Regions from separate parts of the Homo sapiens genome. Here region 2 is linked to region 1. A link is an interaction called in ENCODE POLR2A ChIA-PET data of the cell type or tissue named here. Cell type or tissue: PC-3. All regions are shown on one strand. Links, peaks and the distances in the headings refer to the core of each region. The heading gives the core; the rest is flanking DNA.

What was found. Peaks named below come from ENCODE experiments on the same cell type or tissue, not always from the same donor. Only the 100,000 strongest peaks of a DNase experiment are listed, where the experiment ranks them.
Region 2: POLR2A ChIA-PET joins it to region 1 with 5 read pairs; 10 of 35 experiments call an interaction of 5 or more read pairs at or near these places.

What each region holds. Positions count from the first base shown.
Region 1 is chr22:26,605,931-26,616,339 of GRCh38, forward strand. It overlaps CRYBB1 (crystallin beta B1), which reads right to left. Exons shown (of 6, transcript NM_001887.4): 2 at 10,210-10,408; 3 at 6,142-6,260; 4 at 1,959-2,091. The coding sequence starts at 10,389. It also overlaps a transcript of CRYBA4 not described here. Among named protein-coding and RNA genes, the nearest start is that of CRYBB1, 6.9 kb to the right of the region's middle. RefSeq lists enhancers at 1,468-2,110, 4,350-4,729, 7,762-8,440 and a silencer at 5,340-5,409. In PC-3, for the core only: no CTCF peak of the experiment used is centred there; DNase peaks (open chromatin) are centred at 4,561 and 5,191; H3K27ac peaks cover 301 bases.
Region 2 is chr22:26,466,771-26,475,627 of GRCh38, forward strand. It overlaps HPS4 (HPS4 biogenesis of lysosomal organelles complex 3 subunit 2), which reads right to left. Exons shown (of 14, transcript NM_022081.6): 5 at 6,062-6,169; 6 at 5,532-5,648; 7 at 3,949-4,043; 8 at 1,781-1,853. Among named protein-coding and RNA genes, the nearest start is that of HPS4, 13 kb to the right of the region's middle. RefSeq lists an enhancer at 4,190-5,389. In PC-3, for the core only: no CTCF peak of the experiment used is centred there; a DNase peak (open chromatin) is centred at 4,941; H3K4me3 peaks cover 458 bases; H3K27ac peaks cover 1,653 bases.

The DNA of each region.
Region 1 (10,409 bases), core at 2,503-7,502:
GCCTGCAGGCCACATGTGGCTCAGGATGGCTTTGAATGTGGCCCAACACAAATTTGTGAACTTTCTTAAAACATTATGAGATTTTTTTTGCAATTGTTTTAAAGCTCATCCGCTATCGTTAGTGATAGTGTATTTTATGTGTAGCCCAAGACAATTCTTCCAGCGTGGGCCAGGGAAGCCAAAATATTGGGCACCCCTGAATTAGATGGTTGGATCTCAGCCCTGGCTGCACAGACGGACTACTTAGAGGGCATAGAAAAGATAGCAGTGCCGGAGTTCCAGCCCTAGAGATTCAGAATTAATTGGTCTGGGGTGGGGTCTAGGCTTTGAGATTTCTAAACATTTCTAATAACATATTTTATTTAAACAAATATACCTAAAATATTATAATTTCAATATGTAACCAATATAATGATATCAATGCATTGTTGACATTCTTTAAAATTTTTTTTACTATGTATTCAAAACCTAATATGTATTTTACACTTATGACACATCTCCATTTAGCCAAAATTCAAGTGTCCAATGGCCACATATGGCTACTGCCTATTATGTTGAATAGCAAGCTTCTAGAAGCTACTGGAAATGCCCTGGTTGATCACTCTTCCAAACAAACCCCTTAACATAGGTTGGCATATAAGAACCATTCAATGATTGAGAGAGACATCTGTGAATTCTTACAGAGAGTGCATCATGAAGGCAAATAATTCAGTCTTACATTCTGCGAAAAGTGTTGGGAATGATCTGTTTGAATAATCCATTAAGATAAATTTGGTGATGTCAAAACAGCTGGTGGTTGGCACTTGATAGCCTCAAATGCACATTCATGAAAATTCTTATAAATGTTCCCATCATGGAAGACAAAAGTCGGTTACCATCAGCAACTAACATTGGTGAGTAAGATGTAGCTGGTTCATGACTCATCATCAACTTAATTCTGGAAAAAACTGTGAATCACTTGGAGATATCGCCACCATTTTGACCTTGAATCTTCTGGAAGTTGACTTAGTTAAATATTATAAGAAACTAATTCAGTATATTGTCTTATTATTAAGAGGTTCAAGCTGCGTTTCTACAGTATCCCTCTCCTTTTTTTTTTTTTTTTTTTTTGAGATGGAGTCTGGCACCGTCACCCCGGCTGGAGTGCAATGGCATGATCTCGGCTCACTGCAACCTCTGGCTCCCGGGTTCAAGTAATTCTCCTGCCTCAGCCTTGCTAGTAGCTGGGATTACAGGCATGCGCCACCACGCCCGGCTAATTTTTGTATTTTTAGTAAAGACGGGGTTTCGTCATGTTGATCAGGCTGGTCTTGAACTCCTGACCTTGGGTAACCACCCACCTCAGCCTCCCAAAGTGCTGGGATTACAGGCATGGGCCACCATGCCCGGCTACAATATCCCTCTTCTTAGCCATTGCATGATCTGCAACCAGCATGTTTGGTGTTTCGAATGGGCACTGAAATTTGAAAAGTTTTCCCAGGCCTGGCATGGTGGCTCACGGCTGTAATCCTAGCACTTTAGGAGGCCCAGGCGGGAGGATCACTTGAGGCCAGGAGTTCAAGGCTGCAGTGAGCTATGATCACACTACTGTACACCAGGCTGGGGGACACAGCAAAACCCCATCTTTGGGAAAAAAAAAAAAAAAAAAAGCTCCCAGTAAGGTCTAAATGTGCAGCCAGGGATATCAAGAGAATCAAGGAAGATGCTGAAGTTTTTAGCTCTAACTTGGAAGCTTTTGTGCTTATCATTTGCCCAGGGTTCCTAGCTGGGTATGTAGTGAGTGTGTTAAGGACACTGATGAATTGATGAGCTCAAGAATCCACGGTCCTTTGACAACTCGGAGGCTGCCACGCCTCCCTACCCACCATCATCTCCTTCTTGCCCTTGTCAGATCTCAGACTTACACCTGCCCTGCCCCGCCTGGCTGATTCTCCAGCCCCAGCCGGAGAGCCACTCACCATTTTGATGGGCCGGAAGGACATGAGCCGATCACTGCGGTAGCTGCTCGACCATGTGTTCCAGCGAGGGTACTCGCCCTTCTCCAGGATGAACATCTCCCCGCGGAAGTTGGACTGCTCAAAGGCGACCCAGCTGGATACAAGAAGGACCATGAGGCAGACAGGAGACATATGGTTAGTAGAAGCCCCCACTCCCTACTTGCCTTTCTCTCTCCCCTGGCAAGGCAGCCCTGAGGACAGTAGGAAAGTCCAAAGGGGGCTGAACATGTCTGGGTTTGATTTTAGGCTCTGACACTTACAGGCTGTGTGACTATGGGCAAGTGACTTTACCTCTCTGAGCCTTTGTTTCTCATCTACACTCATATGCCTGTTTCCTTGGAGTTGGTGAAGGATTAAGTGAGATAAATGTGTGTGATTATCTGAGCACACTGTTTCTCTAGATGTAAGGTTCATACATGCTTCAAGTACTATCAGGACTTGGAGCCAAGGAACACATAGACATTTGAAACTTGACGCCAGCTAGGAGAAAGGCTCGTTTGATGTTAATGTGCCTTTAACACTTACTAATCTCTCCTTTTTTTCTTTTGTAACAAAGAGAGAAAAGACCACTAGCCCAGAACCTCCAGCAGACAATGGTGTAATAGCAACATAATAATACCACTTTTGTGTTTATTGTTAATTTTGTATGGATACCTTTTACTTATAGGAAATAATACTAGCCTTCCATTTGTAAAAAGTGGTGTCAGGGTTCTTTTAAAATGTGTTTATTTGTGGTTAGCAGGATCATTTTAAATGAAATATATTAAATGAACGACAGTCTCGGAGGTACAGGGGTAAGGGAAAAATTGATACAGGTGTTTGCATCCTTGCTGGGTAAATACTGGCCTGGTATTCGGGAGATACTCAGTAACTAGTATGAGGCAATGGGAAGGGAATGATGGTAATATCTACCCTCAGATACCTATGGTAATATAATGTGATAGCGCTTATGAAGATGCTAGGTTCCTTACATGGACTAATTAGAAGTTTGAAATTAGATGGAAGATTTTCCTGGCTTTCCCAGTGAAGATTGATTAAGGACAAGAAGTGAGCTTGTGTTACAGGGACCAGGGATTGTGGCAGTGCAGGTGGGGTAGATAAGACAATCCCCATTCCGTAGATGAGAAAGCTGAGACTAAGGAACTCCTTGACCTTTGCTCCCCGTGTGTTCAAGAGTTCTTAGGAAAAAAGAGACGGATGAGGGGACACTGACACTAGCATCTTCTCCCAGGGGGCTGCTGGGACCCTGCTCTCCCCAGAAGGAGACAAGGATGATGGGCTATCACCATGGGCTGAGACAGAATGCATCACAGGAGCCTCAGGTCTTTGTCTGAGAGATGAGTTAACCACACTGGAGTAAATTAAAGATATGTTTGTCTTCCCAGAATAGAGTTGCATTTGCCTCAGCCCTGTCTGGTCTGGAGTAGAAGAGAAATAAATGGGAGAATAGATGGATGGATGGACAGATGAATGGGTGGATGGATGGGTGGATGAAAGGATGGTTGAATAGATGGATAGGTGGATGGGTAGATGGACAGATGAATGGATGCATGGATAAAGGGATGGATGAAGGGATGGTTGAATTGATGGATAGCTAGATGGGTAGATGGATGGGTGGGTAGATGGATAGATTTATAGATGGATGGGTGGGTGATGGAGAACACATGGTGGGTACGTGTGTATAAATGGAGAATGGATGTATGTATGGATAGATCAATAGACGAATGGGTAGATGCATGGGTAAGTAGATGGATGATGAATAAATGGGTGGATAGACGCATGGGTGAATAAGAAGGGAGCCTTGGAAGGTGGTTTCATGTAGGAGTTAAGAGGACAGACCCTGGAAACAGACAGACCTGAATTCTAATCCAAGCTTTGCCATTTGCTGCATGCATTTGGGCAGCACTTACACCTGCTAAGCTTTAGTAACAGAGAAGAAATGATACATCTACTTTGTTGCATCTACCTTGTTGGGAGATTATGAGGGCCTAAAAGAGGGAATGCATGGAACAGATACAGCACAGAGTAAGCCTCCAAATTAATACTGTTCCTGATTAAAGGGAGAAGGAAACTGGAGGTCTAGGCTTCTGGAAAAACAGACACTGATGTGGTCTTGCCACCATGCCCAAGTCCCCCTAAAATCTCCCCTATCTTCTTCAGCAGGACCAGTGAGGATCTAAATTTTAAATGTTTATATCTATGCCTTTTCTTATCTCCCATGGCTCATTTCAACCCGCAAGCAGGGAGAGAGGGTAGGGCAGGAATTTTAATTTATAAGATATGGAAACTGAGGCTAAGAGGGGTTAAGTCCCCAGCCTAAGGTCACATGATGGTGTTGGGTGTCAGGCTGCAGTCTCCTGGGTTTCAGGCAGGCAGGCCTCCTCACTTTCCCCATGCCTACCTCACCCTCTTCATTCTTTTTTTCCCATGGCCCTGCCAGCGCCCACACAGACCCAGGCCCCCGGACCACAGGCCCGTTTCCATGCCCATCAGGCACGGCTCCAAGGCACACGTCAGACACCAGCTGCATCTTTGTTTGAGGAGAAATACTCTGGGTTTGAGTCACTGGTACCAAAAAAAGCCTGAAAACCCATGCTGGCCACATCCGGTAGCTTCTGCTTCCAGCTGGGTTTTGGGGCTGAGGGTGGAGCTGAGGCTGCGTTGACCACACTGAGGGTGCAGGAGGTAGAAATGGTCCCGGGTAGCCTCCAGGATAAGTTGGCTAAATTCACCGGGCAGGGAGGTGGGTACGTGACCATCAGAGTCACCTGCCATGTTTGGGTGCCCACAAGGTAACAGGCCCATGCTGTATGATCTCCCTCAGACCTCAGCATAATCCTGTGAGGAGTGGTGAGGGCCATCCTTCTCCCCATTTCAAAGATGGGGAAACTGAGGCTTGCACACTGAACAAGGCAAACAGGGGAAGTCAGGACTCAAACCCAGGCTTGTCTGACCTCAAAGCTCATCTCGGAATGGGCTCAGAATACAGGATGACTGGAACCCTTGCAGGCTTTCAAAGTGGGGGAGACAAGAGCAAACGAGCTGCGTGGATCTTGTCCTGGGGCTGCCCCTCCACCCTGACCTCAGCACACACAGGCTGGACATAGGGCAACCACTCTGCCCAAGGATGACTATCCCTGTTTTATATGGGAGTCACTAAGGCCCAGAGACACCCACAGAGACAGGAACAGGCAGTGAAGCATGGTGATTAAGAGCTTTAGGAATGAACTCAATCAACCTGAGTTGAATCCTGGCTGTGCCACTTACCAATAGGTGACCTTGGGTAAGAGACTCACCCCCTCTGAGCCTCAGTCTTTCCATCTGTCAAGTGGGCATAAGAATAGCCTCTGCCTCCTACAGCACTGTGAATCATCTAGGTGTGGTCCCGAGTCAGTGCCTGGCACCTGGTGGGTGTGCCACAGATGCTTATCATTACTCCCAGGCAGCTGGACGCCCAGGAGAGGGGACAGCGAGTGGACACTTCACTCTTTGACCTCTCTCAGCCCTCGGTAATGGGCTAGAGTTTGTTTTTTTTTTTTTTGTTTTTTTTTTTTTTTTGAGACGGAGTCTCGCTCTGTCGCCCAGGCCGGACTGCAGACTGCAGTGGCGCAATCTCGGCTCACTGCAAGCTCCGCTTCCCGGGTTCACGCCATTCTCCTGCCTCAGCCTCCCGAGTAGCTGGGACTACAGGCGCCCGCCACCACGCCCGGCTAATTTTTTGTATTTTTAGTAGAGACGGGGTTTCACCTTGTTAGCCAGGATGGTCTCGATCTCCTGACCTCGTGATCCACCCGCCTCGGCCTCCCAAAGTGCTGGGATTACAGGCGTGAGCCACCGCGCCCGGCCGGGCTAGAGTTTTTGCTATAGTAGAAGCAGCATTTCTCCAGAGCCCAGAACCATGGCTTACTGCCAGTGTGATCTTATGCTAATTGGATCACCTCTCCGAGCCTCAGTTTCCTCATCCGTAAAATGAGATTGAGAACAATTCCTCCCTCTTCAGTTTGATATGAGGATTGGACATAATGTATGTGCCAGGAGTACGAACGGCCGCAGGCACAGAGCAGATGCTGGAGAAATGGCAGCTACTGTTGTGTGGTCATTTTACTGTGGCAGAGAGTGTGCCCCTCCGCCGCCCAGTACTCACGGTCCCGCGGAGACAATGATGCTGCGCACACGGTCGAAGCCACGGTCTGCCAGATTTGAGCACTCCCCCGAGAATTCTGCTCGACGGCCCTGGAAGTTTTCCAGTTCGAAGACCACCAGCTGCAGGAGAGAAGCCCCCATGCCAAGGGCAGAGTGAGGGGGGAGTCAAAAATTCATTAAGTATCTACATAAATAAAAGCCAGCAGTGCAGGAGTCACATAAAAGTGTGATGAGCCACAGTTTGTGAAATGATCCTGTCCTCCCATCCCCCAATTCTTTACTGATTTTTGTTTTTTGTTTGTTTGTTTGTTTTTCTGAGTCTCACTCTGTCGCCCCAGCTGAAGTTCAGTGGCGCAATCATGGCTCACTGCAACCTCCGCCTCCCAGGCTCAAGCGATCCTCCCACCTCAGCCTCCGAGTAGTTGAGATTACAGGCACCCACCACCATGCCTGGCTATTTTTTGTAGAGACAGGATTTTGCCATGTTGCTCAGGCTGGTCTCGAATTCCTGAGCTCAAATGATTGGCCTGCCTTGGCTTCCCAAAGTGTTGGGATTACAGGCATGAGCCATTGCACCTGGCCTCATGCCCTAATTCTGAAGCTAAGATCTGCGCCATCATTAGGAACTTATGAACCTCCCTTTCAGGCCTTTCTTTGTGCTATTCCTCCTGCCTGGAATGCCTTCTCCACCACACATATCCAGCTTGGAGCTCCCACTGCCTAACTGAAGTTCCCTAATACGCATTCCAGCTCGTTATTCTGTTTTAGGCTCAGGTGCCACCTTCTCCAGGAAGCCTTCTCTGATTGCCCCTTCCTCCATCGGCCTTGGTTGAGCATCCCCCACTGTCCTCTCCCCATTAGCAGCACAACTAACCCACCACACAGTCACTGCTGTTTTGCTTTGGGGTCTCCCTCTCTCTCTGCACTCCCTCTCTCCCATTACCCAGCCCCTCCAAAGACCAAGGACTCCTCCAGGGCAGGGCCTGAGGTTGATCAATTTCTGTATCTCCAGCCCCAGCCCCAGTACCTGCCACAGAGCTGATGCTCAGGAGACACTTGCAAATCCAACCCTCCACAACATAGGGGAAAACTTGAGCTAATCTTCTCTCCTCACTAAGCCTCATGTTTGGTTCCTTGTCCACTTGCTGTTCCAAGTTGGGACAACGTTGCCATTCACATGGACCAAGGCACAATTTTCTGCCTTCTTTGAGCCTCAGTTTCCCCAGCTGTAAGAGGAGGGGAGGTTCATATAACCATGACCCAGCACTTCCACTTCTACCTTTGGTTGCCCAAGAGAAACTCCTGTATGTGTGCCCCGGGATGTTGCGGGAAGTCAGGGACCCCAAACGGAGGAACTGGCTGAAGCCATGGCAGAAGAACGTGGATTGTGAAGATTTCATGGACATTTATTAGTTCCCCAAATTAATACTTTTGTAATTTCTTATGCCTGTCTTTACTGCAATCTGTAAACATAAATTGTAAAGATTTCATGGACACTTATCACTTCCCCAATCAATACCCTTGTGCTTTCCTATGCCTGTCTTTACTTTAATCTCTTAATCCTGTCAGCTGAGGAGGATGTATGTCGCCTCAGGACCGTGTGATAATTGCATTAACTGCACAAATTGTACAGCATGTGTGTTTGAGCAATATGAAATGTGGGCACCTTAAAAAAGAACAGGATAACAGCAATTGTTCAGGGAATAAGAGAGATAACCTTAAACTCTGACCGCCAGTGAGCCGGGCAGAACAGAGCCATATTTCTCTTCTTTCAAAAGCAAATGGGAGAAATATCGCTGAATTCTTTTTCTCAGCATGGAACATCCCTGAGAAAGAGAATGCGCACCTGGGGTTAGGTCTCTAAACTGGCCCCCCTGGGCGTGGTCGTCTCTTATGGTCGACGCTGCAGAGATGAGATAGACTCCAGTCTCCCATAGCTCTCCCAGGCTTATTAGGAAGAGGAAATTCCTGCCTAATAAATTTTGGCCAGACCGGTTGATCTCAAAACCCTGTCTCCTGATAAGATGTTATCAATGACAATGGTGCCCAAAACTTCATTAGCAATTTTAATTTTGCCCCGGTCCTGTGATCCTGTGATCTCTCCCTGCCTCCACTTGCCCTGTGATATTCTATTACCTTGTAAAGTACTTGATGTCTGTGACCCACACCTATTCTCACACTCCCTCCCCTTTTGAAACTCCCTAATAAAAACTTGCTGGTTTTTGCAGCTTGTGGGGCATCACGGAACCTACTGACATGTGATGTCTCCCCCGGACGCCCAGCTTTACAATTTTTCTCTTTTGTACTCTGTCCCTTTATTTCTCAAGCTGGCCGACGCTTAGGAAAAATAGAAAAGAATCTATGTGAATATCGGGGCAGGTTCCCCGATACCAGGAGACAGGGATAAGAACGTCCAAGCCATGCTGTTCACGAGAGCAAAGCTAGCAACCACTGAAATCGTGCTTAGCAGGAAAGAGATGGTCACGCTCTGAAATATCAGGCAGCAGCCAGAATGAATGGCCGGCAGTCATGCGCAACAATATGGATGGATATTAGGGATCTCATAGTAAGTGAAAAGTACAAAGAAAAGCCCAGAATAATCACATTGCATATTTCAATAAATTAAAAACAAGTAAATCGGCCAGTTGCGGTGGCTCACACCTATAATTCCAGCACTTGGGGAGGCGGAGGCTAGGAGTTCGAGACCAGCCTGGATAATATGGCAAAACCCGTCTCATAATTCGGTCTCAAAATAAATGAATAAATAAAACAAGTAAATAAATATACATGTGTATGTGTGTATACATTTTTAAAGGAATAATGCATAAAATTGTATACAAAAGCAAGCAAGCAGATTACAGACACAGGTTGAGGATAGGACAGTATTTCCTGGAGTTGGGGAGGAAAATGATGGACTCAAGGGAGACACCTTAGAGTTAGGTAGAAAGTTTTTAACCAAGTCCTGGCTTTTATATGGGTGGTGGGTTTGTAGGTGCATATTGCATTATTAGAAATTAAATAAAACTAATGATTAAATAGGTACATAAATAAAAACCTGCCACGCACTGACCACATGAGAGCGTGTCATGAACTAGGGGTTGCAAAATGGCCTACTTCTGTGACCTGAGGTTGAAACCACACCAAACCAAATCCCAGGGGACTGGACACCTTGCTCCACAGGATGCCTTTCAGCCCAGACCACCTCGAGCAATTTTGAGGGTCTGAGGCCATCCTGCTGCCCCAGTGAGCCTCCAAGGACAGCTGGTTCCCTGCTGCTAAGCCAGCCCACTTCCTTTTCTTCTTTTTTTTTCTTGCTTTCGATAAACTCTAAGCATGTGCGTGTGCAGGTGTAGCCTGATTGCCAGGTGTCCCTTCAGCTGTGAAGCGGTATGGTTTGGTTGTTGTTATTGCACAACTCAACTATAGGTCCCCTTTTTCTTTCTATTCTTTTCTTTTTTTTTTTGATGGAGTCTCCCTCTGTTGCCCAGGCTGGAGTGCAGTGGCATGATCTCAGCTCACTGCAACCTCCGCCTCCTGGGTTCAAGTGATTCTCCTGCCTCAGCCTCCCAAGTAGCTGGGATTACAGGCGCCCACCACTACGCCTGGCTAATTTTTGTATTTTTAGTAGAGACAGGGTTTCACCATGTTGGCCAGGCTGGTCTCGAACTCCTGACCTCAGGTGATCCACCTGCCTCGGCCTCCCAAAGTGCTGGGATTACAGGCATGAGCCACTGCGCCCGGCCCCACTTTCTCCAAGTGTGTCAGAACCCCTGGCTATTTTATGGGCTCCCAGATTGGCTGGGCCACACTTGTGTCCCAGAAGGAGGAGGGAGGAGGAGGCCAAGGTGAGGGAAAAAGAGAATAGGGACAGAGGATAAGAGTCTGGGGAGGTGGAGAAGAAGAAAAGGGAGAGTAAATAGAAAGGAGAGAAAATAAGCCAAGAAAAAGGAGGAGAAAGAGGTGCGGAGGAGTAAGAGGTGAAAGAGGAAGAGGAGGAGGAGAAGAAGGAGGAGGAGGGAAGGAAGGAAAGAAGGCATGGCACCCAGCCACTGCACCCCCAGGTCCTTACCCTGTAGTTCCCAGGAGGCAGTTCCGCCGCCTTGGCGCTGGTAATAGGCACGGTTGTTGGGGCCAGGGTAGTGCCGGGACTAGGGGATGTTCCTGCAGGTGGGGCCCCCTTCCCCTTGGTGTCAGGCCCTGGGTTCACCGCCACTGTGGCCGAGGCCGAGGCCTTTGCAGCCTGAGACATGGTTCCCGCCTGCAAAAGTC
Region 2 (8,857 bases), core at 2,801-7,800, 140 kb before region 1:
CTGATGATTTTCTCAAAAATGAAAACATCTCTCGTTTCAATCTGAGGGTTCCAAAAGAACCCACCAAAACAAAACCAAACCAAACAAGAACTGCTCTTCTAGCCAAAATGACTTTCAATCTTAGAATGATATGGTGTTCTTCCTTTTTTGGTGATTTTTAAAAAACTATGTTTTAGATTACTAAGCCTAACCTCAATTTACTCTAGACAAAGCGTTGAAAAAAAAAATCACATACAATCCCTCATCCCCAAGCTAGTACTATTAATATTGGGTATTTTTTCCTTAAGCCTATGCAGTTTTTATACTTTTGAGGCCACACTATATAAAATTTCATATTTCTGCTTAAAACAGTAACACGCATTTCCTGCCACTAAAACATCTTTGGCCATTTTAAACGGCTGATTAAAATTTTATGAAGGTTTAAGTGATATGAGTAAATTAATCATTTACCTACCTTAGACCAGTAATTAGTAAACTTTCTGTGCAAAAGACAAGACAGTAAATATTTTTGGCTTTGCAGGGCATATGGTCTCTGTCCCACCTACTTGGTTCTGCTATTATAGCTCAAAAGCAGCCAAATAAAACTTCATTTGTAGGCAGGTGGCCCACAGGCCATAATTTGCCACCTCCTACTTTAAGCATTCAAGTTTTGTCTGATTTTTCACTTTCATAAAGCTTGTTGTGATCAAGTTTTGAGTATAAATTTTTTTCAGCAGTTACATTATTTCCTTAAGATATATTCCTAGAAGTCAAATTATTAGGAAAAAAATAAAGGGCATCCTTAACGTTCTCATTATCAAAGTGTTTCCCAGAAAGGCTACTTGAATTGACACCCATAGCCACAGTGGCTGAGGAGGCTGAATAGAGCCCTACCAGCATTTTACATGCCTGTTCACTAATACATGTAAAAAGACAGCCTCATGATACGCTGGAAACCACAGCTTCATACACAAAACAAAAAAAGGACTGGAAGGAGATATGCCAGATGCTGGCAGTGGCTATCCCTGTACAGTTCAAAGATGGGCAATTTTATTCTCAATGAGCATGCATGGCTTTTTTTTCAATATAAAAACAATTAAATAAATATAAAATGGAAGTATTTTAGAAGAGTTTGTTTTCCTTATTTTTTTATTTTTATTTTTATTTTTTGAGACAGAGTCTCACTCTTGCTACCCAGGCTGGAGTGCAGTGGCGCGATCTCAGCTCACCTCAACCTCTGCCTGCCAGGTTCAAGCGATTCTCCTGCCTCAGCCTCCCAAGTAGCTGGGATTTACAGGTGTGCACCACCACACCCAGCTAATTTTTGTATTTTAAATAGAGATGGGTTTCATCATGTTGGCCAGGCTGGTCTTGAACTCCTCACCTCAAGTGATCTGCCCACCTCAGCCACCCAAAGTGCTGGGATTACAGGTGTGAACCACCGTGCCCAACCCCCTAAATCTTTCTAAAGACACATCCTTTACAGTCTGTCTCTGAAAAGTCTAACATCTCTTTGACATAAAGAGACATCAAATTCTTATGGGAAGTCGAATTCAACCAAGATTTCCTTGGTTTGAAGAAAAAACAACTATCCAGGCCTAGCTCGTGGAAGAAAACATTTTCTTTCAGCCTCACCAATGGCTTCACTACTGAGGAGAATGACATTGGAGGACTTGGGGTCCTGACAAGACCAAGTGAAACAACTGCTCCACGGCCTCTGCTCCTGATCCCTCCAGCCTCAGGCTCAGTGACCAGTGCTCTGGGGGATGCTGTCCAGCCAGGTGGGTGGACTTTACAATACCTGCTCCTGAGGTGCTGTTCGGTGAAGCAGGACCTTGGCGGTGAGGGAGGGCGGGAGTTGGGTGCTGACAATCCTAGGAGGTCACACACAGAACAAGAACACCATGAGACGAAATACACCAAAACACTCCAAATTTTAAAGATGCCTAACAGCCCGTGTTGACGAGGATCTTGGGGACTTGGCTGGTGGGAGTTTCAACTGGTAAAACCCTTACAGAGGGCACTCTGGCAGTTCCTACCAACATTTAAAATATCCAAACCCTTTGACTCAGCTTGTACCAAGATGTATGCGTAAGAATATTCATTACAGGGAGAATGGTAAAAACAATTAAAAAATGAGTAAACCACCAAAATGTTCATCAACAAGACAGTAAAGCACAACACAGCCAGAATCCCAAAAAGTATGCAGTCCTCATAAGAATGAGGTAGACCCATATGAACCGGTAAGGAAATCTTCACTGTATGCGTTGAGAAACCATGTGATCCTATTTAAGGAGATAGCAAAAATAAACAAAAGCAATATATGCATACATGTACCAGTGGGGACAAACACACAGAAAGAGCAAGATGCCCACCAAACTGCCAATGGTGAGGACAGGTTAAGAGTGAGGGAGAGGCTGGGCACAGTGGCTTACTCCTGCAATCACAGCACTTTGGGAGGCTGAGGTGGGAGAATAACTTGAGCTTAGGAGTTTGAGACCTCCATGAGCAACATAGTGAGATCCCATCTCTACAAAAAAAAAAAAAAAAAAAATCAAAAGCTTGGCCAGGTGTGGTAGCAAGTGCTTGTTGTTCCAGCTACGTGGGAGGATCACTTGAGTCCAAGAGGTCGAGGCTGTAGTAAGCTGTGTTTATGCCACTACACTACAGCCTGGGCAACAAAGCAAGACTGTGTCTCAAAAACAAACAAACAAAAATGGTGAAGAAAGAAGGGGGGCTTTTAAATTGTGCTCTGTGTGTTCCTCTATTGATTGATTTGTTTACAGTGAAAATGTATTCATGTATTAGCCGTATAATGTAAATACAGGCTGGGTGCAGTGGCTTATGTCTATAATCCAAGCAGTTTGGGAAGCTGAGGATCGCTTGAAGCCAGGTGTTTGAGACCAGCCTGGGCAACATAGCAAGACCTCGTCCCTACAAAAAAAAAAAAAAGAAAAAAAAATATATATATATACATTTAAGAAATGCAAAATGAGAAAAGGGGAAAAAAAATACTGTCTTTGGTGGGTATGTCACTGACGAACTTGGAAATCCCACAGCTGATTCAGAACCATCATGATAAGAACCGGGGCAAGGAAGAAGAGTGCAAAGCCCACCAGGGTCTATGCTCGGTTCTTCCGCATCTGTCATCTCATTTCATTCTTCACAAGGGATGTCTATTTCCCAGAAGAGAAAATTGAGGCTAAGCAACTTGCCCAAGGCCGCATGGCTGGCGAAAGAAGGGAGGATCTGGGGCCGAGCCTGTCTGGCCCAAGGGCCCCTGCGAGAGCCTCAGTGCTTCTCCATTTACACAGTAGTTGCCTGCTCCTCAGGAAGCTCCGGGCACAGCGCAATGGCCCTGCCTGCCCTGGGCTGTGACAGCAAACCCTCCATGAGGAGAGAGGCCTTAGATGACCTAGAGTGGCTCTTGGGCACTCAGATTCACCAAGAAGCCCTCCAACTACATGAAGAAGTGAAGTGAATTCTCAGAGGCCAACCAAGACACTGGCCCAGCCAAGAGGCTTGAAGGCAGCTGGATAAGGGCCTGTAAGGCTGCTTTGCAGAGCTGAGCTGAGGCAAGCACACCAGGGTCTCTGGGCAGCAGGAGGAGGGTCACAGCAGGCCCCTTCCATGCCTCTTGACTACAGTGCTGGCTGCTGGCAACGCTCGGGACTCTGCATTAGCATTTTGCAGACTGACAACTATTCCAGCATGCCCCATACTGAGAATTATAGGGACATTCTTAACTCTTTTCTGAACACAACTATTTCCAATTTCTCAGCTTTGCTCAAAGACAGGTACACACCTGTCTTTCTAAACTGAGTCAAATCTAAACTACCTGATATTTGCCGAACCAGCCCACTTGGAACTGGCCAGAGACTGGGCTCCCCACTGTGATCTGGAGGTGGCTGATGGTCAGTTGTGCAGCAAGGGAATGGGGCTGGAAGAAAGGGGTCTGGAGTTACTCACAGTCCTTTATAGAGGATGCAGCCAGCGAGAATGTGAGGCGAGCGCTGGCAGGTCTGCAGAATGCGGGCTGCCTTCAGCAACAACAGGGGCTCCACCTGTGCAGGGCAAGAGGCATCATGCCCACCCATCAGCATGCTCACAATCAGGAAGGGAGAAAAGGGGAAAGGGTTGTACAGAACAGCTGGACAGGGTGTAGCTCAAAGCCTGGAAAAGGAGAATGTGTCACACAGTGAAAGCTGTGCCATGGCTTGGGACTATTCTACCTCTCTATACTCAGAACTGCTGACACCACTAAATGCCAAATTCTTAGAACAAGGAGGCCTGTCCAGAAGCTAGAAGGTGCAGCAAATATGGCATATGGCTATTCAAAGGGGTCAAAGTAGATGGCCTGGGAGACCGACTGTCTACCCTGACAATGCTAAGACCTCACGGCAGCAGAAGAGGAGGGTGTATCCTATAAATACATGTCATGGTACCAGGTGAAACCCACCTACCCTATCCTCCACTTTCCTTCTGAAGCACAATCCCCATGGTGATACAGGTGGCTTGATGTCTGACCAGGTTCCATGACTCTATTCCATCACATAAAATGAAAACATCATGCTCTTTCACTCGGGGAAATATGCCTCAGTTCCACATTCCTTGTATGGAGTCAGGGGCCTAGAAGTCCCTAAAAATACAAGAAAAGCATCTGGACCTGGTCAGGAAGAGCCAGCAATAACCAGCAGCCTCCTCAGACTTCCACCTGCCAGCTAGAACCAGCAAGTATCCACCAGCTGTTAGAACTAGTGTTAATGGAGCCTCCGGAGCTGCTGACACATTAAGAAGTTTATTCTTCATAGCCTCAAGACTGTGCCATCCCAGCCAGCCATTCTATAAAGCTCTGGGGCCAGCTACAGGAAGTTTTCCAGACTGGAGCAGGGAAAACCCTTCCCCATGTCTGGTGGAGTCATGCTCTGTGAAGGCTGAGCCACAGTGCTACACCCCTGCTACAGGGACATTATTTACTATCGCAGTGAGACACAGGAGAGGGCTGTGAGTCAGGGCTCAGGTAGCTGGCTCTTAATGGGGCAGCACAGGTGGTCAGGCCAGCCACACAAGCAGCCTAGGTTTCACTGAGTGCCAACCGCAAACGGAGCGGCTCAGAGATACAAAAACAGTTCCCAACCATTCTCTCTCAAAGACAGCAACCTTGTTTTTGAAATGTTCATGCTGGGCATTTTTGATGCTGAGAATAACTAGATCATATGATATGAATATCAAGAGAGGCGGCCTTCAGATTACTGAGTTCAACACTTCTGAGGCATGAACAAAATACTAATTCCCTTTACTGAGCATTTACTTGGTGTCATTTGAGGTACTGCTTCACTTGATCATCAAAACAGTTCAAGAAGGCAGGTATGCTGACACCATTCTTTGGATAAGGGAAATGAGGCTGAGAGGTGACCTGCCGTGTCATGGCCCTGCCTGAGAAGTGACATTCTACTCACTTTTCCAGATATAGTTCACTTCAGGAATATTAAAAAAGTATCCAGAAGCCCTAGTCTTACATATAAAATGAATAAGGAGGATGAAAATGTTACTTTAGTTTGGTCCAAGTTCCAGAGGGAATTGAAAATCTTATGCAGATCACTGGTGTTTTTCAGAATTTGCTCGATGAAGGTGTCCCACTCCGTGCTCAGTTCTTCCTGAGAACAGTTCTAAAACAGAAAGAGCCTCAGGTCAATATCTGAGATTTTGAGGGACAGATTCTTTGGCCAGAGTCCCAACTACCTCAAAAATTGTTCCTCACACAGGAAACTGACCGGAAGGGAGGACCTGTTTTAAACCTATCCCATCACAGATCCACGGCGCCTGCCGCGTGGGGGTGGCAAGCAGGGCCTGCGCTTTCTAAACATCCCAGGGAGGAGATGGGGATAAACATTTGGAATAAATGTGACCTATGCCACTAGGCCCAAAGGCATATGAGGGGCCTCCAAGAGCTCCTGACCTTGTCCCCAGACACAATGTGTTTATATGAAGTATACAAGACCCCAGAGTAAGTGCTGCATTCTGGCAATACCGGTTTTTATAAAGAGGCCCAATGTAAGACTCCTCAACCCCATACTTGTACCTCATAAGCTAGGGAAACAGGTCCATTGTAAAAATTAAAGAATCCAACTAGCTGATCCAGAAACCGCTTGCAGCTGACATCAGGGAGCTCCACAGCACAGCCCAGCACCTGTAAAGAGAGAAACCAGGAAGACAAGCATCTTCCTTCTCTTTGAGTCCAAGCCCAGAATCCTGGCATCCAGGGCTCTCAATTACCTGACTTCACTGGCCCATCGAAATTGATCTTCTATTGTCCCTGAGTCCACACCCTTCATTCTGGCCAAGTTAATCTCCATGGACAAGTAAGTTCTGTACCTCAATTCATGTTTTCCAATCTCAAATGTCCTTTTCCTTATTGTTCATTTCCCCAGAACTTACAACCTTCAGTGCCCACCACCAATTTCAGTATCTCCATGAGGTCTGTTCTATTACCTCGAGCCAATAATGCTGACCTTTTTTCTGACCCTTGCATTGTTAGGACTGTTATTTGGACAGTAGATGTTTAATCTGGATTCCATTACAAACAATGGACAGGACTCAAACTCCTTCATGAATGGCCATCATGTTTCTCCAGCTGGATAGAGTGCTTTAAGAGCAAGAACTGACCGCAATCTTCCCAGTCCTAGATCTCCAAAATGCTGAGCGTAGTGGTTAGTTCCACAGAAGATAAATACTTGGCCGGGCACGGTGGCTCATGCCTGTAATCCCAGCACTTTGAGTGGATCACGAGGTCAAGAGATCGAGACCATCCTGACCAACATGGTGAAACCCCGTCTCTACTAAAAATACTGGGCGTGGTGGTGTGTGCCTGTAGTCCCAGCTACTCAGGAGGCTGAGGCAGGGGAATCGCTTGAACCTGGGAGGCAGAGGTTGCAGCGAGCCGAGATTGCGCTACTGCACTCCAGCCTGGCAACAGAGCGAGACACCGTCTCAAAAAAAAAAAAGTACTTGCTGAGTTAGAAAGTTATCTGGTCATATGTTTAAAGAGCCTGAAAAAGTTCCTATTACTTGATGTAGTAATTCTACCTCTAGGAATCTGTCCTAAGGGAATCATCAGATATTTAAACTAATAAACCCTGACAGAAAACAAATAAACAAAAATTCCCTCTGAATGTAAGCTACAGTAGCACAAGGATCTTTGCTTTGTTCCCAGATGTAATCCAAGAGCTTACAACAGTCTGGCATGTAAGAAGTGTTCAATTCTTCCAATTGATGAACAGACTGAATGCAATTGCAATCATAATCCCACCAGCTTTTCTTCAGAAACCACAAACTGATTGTACAATGAAAACACAAAGAACCTGAAATATCCAAAGCTATCTTGAGAAAGAATAAGGTTGGAGAACTTATACTATCTGGTTTCAAGACTTACTATAAAGCTATAGAAATCAAGACAGTGTGGTACTCACACAGAATCTTCAAACAGATCTGTGGAAAAGCCGAAAAGAGTCCAGAAATAGACCCACGCTTAAATGGTCATCTGATCTTTGGCAAAGGAACCAAAGGGAAATCCAATAGGGAAAGGAAAATGTTTTCAACAATGATGCTGGAAGAACTGGTTATCCAGGTGGAAAAAAAAAAAAAGATCCTTGACCTCTATTCACACCATTCACAAATATTAACCCAAAGTGGATTACAGATCTAAATTTAAAAGCTAAAACTATCAAATTCTTACAAAAAATAAAAAAGGGAGACTATCTCCTCCAATGGAGTAGGCAGTGGTTTTTTTCAGGCAAGACACAGAAAGCAATAACCATAAAAAGATAAAATTTATAAGTTAGACTTCATTAAAATGAAAAACTTCTGCTCATCAAAAGACAACAAGAAAATTAACAGGCATGCCACAAACTGGGAGAAATTATTTTAAAAAGATGTATCTGACAAAGAACTGGTATCTAGGATATAAAAAGAACTACAATTCAATTAAAAAAATAAAACCCAATTTAAAAAATGGGCAGGGCTTTGAATGGACACTTCACAAAGGAAGATATTCAAGTGGTCATTAAGCACATGAAAAGGCCTCACTATCATTAGTCATCAGGGAAGTGAAGACTAAAACCACAATAACACACCACTGCACATCCAGCAGAATGGCTAAGATGAACAGACTGTCAATCTCAATGCTGATGAGCAGGTGGAGTAACTGGAATTCTCATACATTCTTGGTAGGAATGTAAAATGGTACAACCACTGAAGGAAAAGTTCTAACAGTTTCCTATAAAATCCAACATACACCTACTCTATGACCCAGCAATTCCAGGACTGGATATTTACCCAGGAGAGATGAAAACACGTGTTCACCAAAATACTTGTATAGGAATGTTCCCAGAAGCCTTATCCTTAATATCCCCAACTGGACACAGTTCAGATGTCCATCAAAAGAAGAACAGATTGTGATATATTCAGACAACGGAATACTGTTTGATAATAAAATGGAACGAACGCTGATAGATGCAACAACATGAACGAATTTCACAAGTGTTAAGTGGCAAGACAGACGCCTGTAAAGCATGTAACCACAAACAAGCATTAAATTTCTTTTTTTTTTTTTTTTTTTTTTGAGATGGAGTTTCGCTTTTGTTGCCCAGGCTGGAGTGCAATGGCGCGATCTCAGCTCACTGTAACCTCTGCCTCCCAGGTTCAAGAGAGTCTCCTGCCTCAGCCTCCCGAGTAGCTGGGATTACAGGCATGTGCCACCACACCTGGCTAATTTTGTATTTTTAGTACAGACAGGGTTTCTCCATGTTGGTCAGGCTGGTCTTGAATTCCTGACCTCAGGTGATCCGACTGTCTTGGCCTCCCAAAGTGCTGGGATTAC